Regions from separate parts of the Mus musculus genome. Here region 1 is linked to region 2. A link is a contact called in ENCODE Hi-C or POLR2A ChIA-PET data. All regions are on one chromosome and are shown on one strand. Each heading gives the region's core, a stretch centred on a gene start or an enhancer-like site at or near the end of the contact. The rest is flanking DNA. Distances are from core to core; before and after follow the strand shown. Region 1 holds the start of Gdf3 (growth differentiation factor 3). Region 2 holds the start of Aicda (activation-induced cytidine deaminase).

Region 1 (3,443 bases), core at 57-2,556, 56 kb after region 2:
AGTGTAACTGTGCCTTAGATTAACACCATTGGTCTGTATTTTTAAAAAGTCAAGTCACGCATGATGGCGCCTGCCTTTAATCCCAGCACCTGGGAAGCAGAGGTAGGGGGTGTCTCTTGAATCCAAGGCCATGCTGGTCTAGAAAGAGACCCCCAGGGCAGGCAGGGCTACACAGAGAAACCCTGTGTTGAAGAAACAAACAAAATGAAATAAAATAATTAATAAAATATAAATAGATAAAATCAAGAGATGTGCTGGCTTTTAATCCTAGCACTCAGTACTTGGAAGCAGAGGCAGGTGGCTCTTGCTCTAAGGTATACATAGCAAGTTCCAGGACAGCCAGGGCTACACAAAGAGACGTGCTTTTGCATCTAACAAAAGTAACACAGAGGGGATAGAAAGAAAGATGGCTGCATGCTTAAGAGGACCGGAGCTCATTTCGCAGCAGCCATGCGGTTGGGCAGCTCACAACCTCCTGTAACTTCTGCTCCAGGGGATCTGACACCTCTGAACTCTTAGGATAGGCATGCACAAAAACATATTAAAAACAGGGAGAGAGTAAGCAGGAGAAAAGAGAAGGGAGGTGGTGGGGAACCGCTGACTTTTAAAACCTACCTTGAATTCGGTCTCACCCAAGGTGTGACATTGTCTAGCTCTCGGAATGCTGACCTATAGTCTAAACCCACTCTCTGTTAACTGTAAATTAAATTCTGCTAAACCGGCACCGCGGTAGTTAGACTAGCGTGGAGAGGTGATAAGAACACGTGCCTTCCTCTGGGCTGATCTTGGAACCAAGACAGAATGTGCAAGATCCAAGGCCAGACTCCGGCCAGCCATGGTGTCCATCTGTATCCTCCTCCCTGCTCCACAGCACCCACTTGAGATTTTTCTCTGATAAACCCTCGGGTTCCTTACCCTGGTCTGGGAGAAGCTGAAGCAGGTTCCCACGAACACCCAGCTCCTTCACGTAGCATAAGTCCTGCGAGGCCCCACTGGCTGCAGCGGCTTCTCGAGCCCGGATGATTTTCCTTAAGACGCGAGGCACAGGTTGGAACCTGTGAGGTGAAGGCGCTTTCTCTAATCCCAGAAACTGCAAAAGGTCAGAGTCTTGAAACTCGGATGTCTGGCCCCAGGGCAGGGTTAACAGAAGGAAGCCAAGCGCCAGAAGCCGTTGATAAGGCTGCATGGTCGTCTGAGCCAGGGTAGAGCAGCCTCTGGGGTGCGCAGCTCAGCGGTCTAGCCTCCTCTGCTCAATTCAGGAGCCTGGGAGCTAATCAAGTGTGAATTGCTCTCTTCTCAGCCCCTCAGAGGCAATTCAATGTGAAAAGACAGATGGTGTGTGTGTGTGTGTGTGTGTGTGTGTTTTCTCCTTCTACTCCCCGCGGGTTGGTCAGCAGTGTACAGCGTGAGTGAAAAGGAAGACACACTCATTCAACACACAGACATTAGTGTGTCTGTGATATGCAAGGCAATAAGATAACTTCTGGGAGCACAGTAGAGAATAATTTATTATATGTGTAATTTTGAGAGGGGGTCTCTTGTGTCCTAGATTGACCTTCAACTTGTTTCTCTTTTAACAAGATATTTGTTTGTTTGTTTGTTTGTTTGTTTGTTTATTATGCCTGTGAGTGGGTTATGCATGCCACAGTACAGGGGCGGAGCTCCCAGGTCAATTTGCAGGAGTTGGTCTCGTCTTCCGAATGGGTCCCAGGAATTGAACTCAGATTATCAGGCTTGGTGGCAAGCACCTTTACCCACTGGGGCACCTTGCTGGCCCAAGTTTGAACTTCTAATCTAGTCTACCTATCGCTCCCAATGAGATTGGATGAGATGCATGGTATGGAACTCTGGGCTGAAAACACGCTAGGCAAGCACTCTGGTCACTCCTAGCCCTGTAATCAATCAATCTCTCAATCTCTCTCTCTCTCTCTCTCTCTCTCTCTCTCTCTCTCGATTGCTTTCTTCCTTCCCTTCCCTTCCCTTCCCTTCCCTTCCCTTCCCTTCCCTTCCCTTCCCTTCCCTTCCCTTCCCTCCTTCCTTCCTTCCTTCCTTCCTTCCTTCCTTCCAGAAATGGTGTCTTGCAGGAACTAATTACAAACCTCTTATCCCTGTACTCAGGAAGCAGAGATAGAAGAATAAAAATATAATACCAACTTCAATCATATAGCAAGTTTGAAGCTAGCTTGAGCTACATTGAGACCTAACTTAGAGTGGGGGTGGGGTTGCTATCTTTCCCAGGGGAGTCAGAATCCTGGGTTTAGGTAGTCCTTCCACACTGTCCAGAAAACTGTGACTGAGCTGTCAGTGTGCTGCCACGCCCAGTTCACTATGATTCTCTTAGTTTGGGATGCAGAGAGGACTCAGTGGTTAAAAGCACTTGCTGCTCTTCCAGAGGAGCCAAATTTGGTTCCTAGAGCCCATATCTGGCAGCTTATAGCTGTCTTCAGGGGATTGAACGCATCTGGCCTCACTCAGCAGGCACCTGCACACATGTGCACATACCCATATGCAGGCACACAACCTATGCAAAATTAAAAACAATAAAAATACATTTTTATAATTTTATACTTCATAGTCTAAGTACAAAAACACTAACTGGCAGTGTAGCTCAGTGGTGGATACTCAAGATCCTGGGTAACACTGTAAAAAAAAAAAAATCCCAACATAAAAAAAAAAAGATGTTTTTAACCAGGCCTAGTGATTACAGTCCAACAATCCCAGCTGCTTAGGAGGCGGACACAGGTTAAGAACCTCAAAGCCTCTGAAGTTCCTGGCTGCCTAGGCTGCAAAATGAGACCCTGTCTCAACCGACCCAACAAAAAAGCCTACATTCCTCTTCTAGATTTCAGTGTCTAACCAAATTCTTCTTGACTAGGATCTCAGTCCTGGGGTGAGCTCTGGTCCCATCCGGTATCACCTGGGCAGCATCAAATTCTTCATTTCCTCTCACTGAATGTTGTCTCAACTAAAGCTAGAACCAACAAATTTGCTTCAGGAACGGGTTGAGGGACCCAGTCGGAAGTCCGCAGGTTGGGACTCACACTGCCCAAAGGAGCTTTGTGTGGAAAAGCACAGAATTGTCGACAGGGTGAAAGGGGGGTGTGGCCCCAGCATAGGCAGGCAAGTCGTGAGTTCAAGGCTATCCTCTGCTACCTAGCAAGTTCCAGGCCATGGAACTCTGTCTCTACACAGCAAAACATACACTTAAGGCTGTTGCTGCTGCTTTGGTTGGTTGGTTGGTTGGGCTTTTTGTTTGTTTGGTTTCAAAACAGGGTTTCTCTGTAACAGCCCTGACTGTCCTAGAACTCACTTTGTAGACCAGGCTGCCCTTGAACTCACAAAGATCTGTCTGCCTTTGCCTCCTGAGTGCTGGGATTAAAAGTTGTACCCCTGGGCTGGTGAGATGGCTCAGTGGGTTAGAGCACCCAACTGCTCTTCCGAAG
Region 2 (3,129 bases), core at 21-2,520:
GAGGATGGGGGCTCATTAACATTTCAGATATGATATCCAGGGAAGGCTAAACTGCCAGGGAGTAAGCCAAGTCCTGAACTATGAGACTTTGCACAGAGAGATTTCACAGCAACAAAATAGGGGCAGGGGCATGTGCTGTGTGCATGCAACGGGATCCAGTCTCTAGCTCAAGACTGGTCTGGTCTATATAGAAAGTTCCAGACCAGCCAGAGGAGCTACATAATGACACCCTATCTAAAAAAAGGAAGGGAAGGAAGGAAGGAAGGAAGGAAGGAAGAAAGGAAGGAAGGAGGGAGGGAGGGAGGGAGGGAGGGAGGGAGGGAGGAAAGAAGGAAGGAAGGAAGGAAGGAAGGAAGGAAGGAAGGAAGGAAGGAAGGAAGGAAGGAAGAGTATAAGAAAGGAAGGAAGGAAGAAAGCAAAGGATGTTCTTCCAGATGATCAGGGTTCAGATCCCAGCAACCACACATGGTGGCTTTCAACCGCCTGCTGGTCCTCTGCAATAGAAATAAGTGCTCTTAATCACTGGGCCAGCTCTCCAGGCCTCCAGTAAGGTATTTTTAATGAGGAAAAAGAGTTCTTTTTTAAAAAAAAAATACTTTTTGACACACACACACACACAAAATTAAAATAAATCACTTTTTGGTGCAAGCAACTAGTCTTTCTAGCTATCTTATAATGTCATTTTAAAAAAAGAAAAATATATTAGAGAATTAGGAGGCTAAAGTTCACTCTCTGGATGCTGTGGTGGTCAACCCCCATCTCTACTGAGGCATAAAACTGAGTGTAACAAACGGAAGGAACAGATACTGTAAGTTCAAGAAGCACAAGATGCATTTAAGGCCACTTTAAGTCACTATGACTGCTATCATTCTTGTTATCACAATTTTAAAATTAGGAAGCATGCACAGACCTTAGGTGTGATACCTGGGACCCCCCCACACACACACACACACACACTCACAGAGCTCATTATCATGATACCAATGTGAAAAGTGTCCAGTGCTATTGTCTCCTGATCTTTGTTACCTGTGGTACCTGGGCTGGCTTTTTAGAGGAACAGCCTCGAAGGAAGTTGGACATTAAGCATGAGCAGAACTGCCCCCCGCCCCCCAATCATTTAATCCGTGTGGCTCTGCCCACCACAGCCCCGCCCATCTTTACTGGACCCAACCCAGGAGGCAGATGTTGGATACCTGGTGGTAGTGATGCTGTCGTGGGGGAGGAGCCCACAAGAGCAAGCTCAGATTTGAATGCCAGGGGCCAGTGCTCTGTCACACAACAGCACTGAAGCAGCCTTGCTTGAAGCAAGCTTCCTTTGGCCTAAGACTTTGAGGGAGTCAAGAAAGTCACGCTGGAGACCGATATGGACAGGTAACAAGACAGTCTCATCTGCTTGTGCATGTGCTCCAGTAGTGCTGGCTGCCTGTCTGGATGGAGGCTTTGCCTGTCAGTGCGCGAATTTCCTCGTCTGCTTGCCACCCTCTGCTCAGGTCTTTTGGGTTTTGGACCTAACTCTGACCACGAAGTTCTTCCCTTCCCCCGGTTTCTCTCTTCTCTGTGTTGCTAGAGATAGGAAGCCTTGACTTGTCCTGAGATTTGGGCAGAGCTAGAGCCGGCTTGTGGTAATAACAGCGAAGCCTTAGAGGCCCGCGCCACAAAGAGGTCGTAGCAACTCCTTACTAAAAACAGTAGTGGTTATTTTCACAATTATTTGGCAAATATCCAACATCTTAAGACTCGCATGGGGAGTCTTTACAGGAATTATTTAGTTATAGCAAGAAGATTTGTACTTCTCAAAAAAAAAAAAAAAAAAAAAAAAACTAAACATTTGAGATGAATTGCTTGCAACTCATTACAATGGTGTCTATTGAAGGAGAGAATTTCATTAAGACAGGCAATTTAGTGTTATAGACTCAACTGTTAGACACTTGGTGACATTTTTACTGTTTAATTCATCTATGCAGAGATTTCTTAGCTTCTTGAAAGCTTTTATATGCAGCTCATGATGAGCCATTATCAGAAATTTCTCTCTTGATTTTTACATTTATTGCCAGTGTGTGAGTCACTATGCCTAAAGCCCATACACTTGAGCTCACTTCCGTTTGGCTATGAGGTTTAGAATATGGAGTTAATATAGCTAATGGTAGCAGGGTGTTCTTCAGATTCCAGATTTTTCCTTTCTTGTCTTCCTTCTTTCTTTTTGTTACCCTTCTCCTACCCCCTCTTCTTCTCCCCCTCCTCCTCTTCCTCCCTCCTCCCCATCTCTTCCCCTCCTCTTCTCCCTCCTCCCCCTCCTCTTCCCCTTCCCCTCTTCCCCCTCTTCCTCCTCTTCCTCCTCCTTCTCCTGCTCCCCATCTCTTTCCCTCCTCTTCTCCCTCCTCCTCCTCCTTTTGCCCCTTCTCCTCTTCCCCCTCCTCCTCTTCCTTTTCCTTCTCCTCCTTCTCCTCCTCCCTCTCCTCCCCCTTTCCTCCTCCCACTCTCCCTCACCCCTATCAGGGACCACATTGAAGACCTCACACATGCTAGACAAGTAATCTGCCACTTAATTACATCCTGAGCCCTCAAAAAGCAAACAGACAGACAGACAGACAGACAAACAAACAAACAAACAAACAAATGTTCACAGGAGGCAGGCAGACAGCATGAGCTGCTTCTGGGTTTATAGTGAATTTTGAAACCAAATCTGAGATCTATGTCCTGATGGAGAAGGGTCCGAGAGAAATGCATGAGCATGGCAAAATGCAAAGCAAAGACGAGGCTGAGATTCAGGGAGAAGCAAACAAGACAGTGGAGAGACACAGGATGGCACGGCATGGACTGGAGCAAGGGCAGCGGGTAACTCAAGGCAGCCCTGCTACTAGGCTGGGATTATTTTTAACCCCTTGAGTCTGGTTTGCATTGCTGGGGAAGCAGCTAAGGTTCTGCCTCAAGGAGCACAGCTGTCTCAGCAGCTGGCGATCTACAGGTTTGGGACACCACCTAGCAAAGTCCTCCTTACCGGGAGGGACATCCCGAGGAGAGGGAGCTGGAAATAGGCTCCTAGCTAGAGTTGAGGGGAGTGCTGGATGGAGGTGCCCAGTCCACAGGTCAGGACTGTGCAGCTCCTCCCACCGTGGCTGGAATCTTAAA

What was found. A loop is a pair of places that touch in the nucleus more often than their neighbours do. ChIA-PET counts read pairs that join two places held with the same protein, here RNA polymerase II (POLR2A).
Region 1: POLR2A ChIA-PET joins it to region 2 with 23 read pairs in embryonic stem cell. The contact joins the promoter of Gdf3 here to the promoter of Aicda in region 2. A Hi-C loop is called at or near these places in 4 of 37 maps with a recorded cell type or tissue (adrenal gland, gastrocnemius and v-Abl transformed pro-B cells). POLR2A ChIA-PET finds 5 or more read pairs at or near these places in 3 of 5 experiments (all embryonic stem cell).

The regions. Positions count from the first base shown.
Region 1 is chr6:122,608,781-122,612,223 of GRCm38, forward strand. It overlaps Gdf3 (growth differentiation factor 3), which reads right to left and starts at 1,307. Exons shown (of 2, transcript NM_008108.5): 1 at 916-1,307. The coding sequence starts at 1,186.
Region 2 is chr6:122,552,539-122,555,667 of GRCm38, forward strand. It overlaps Aicda (activation-induced cytidine deaminase), which reads left to right and starts at 1,271. Exons shown (of 5, transcript NM_009645.2): 1 at 1,271-1,371. The coding sequence starts at 1,364.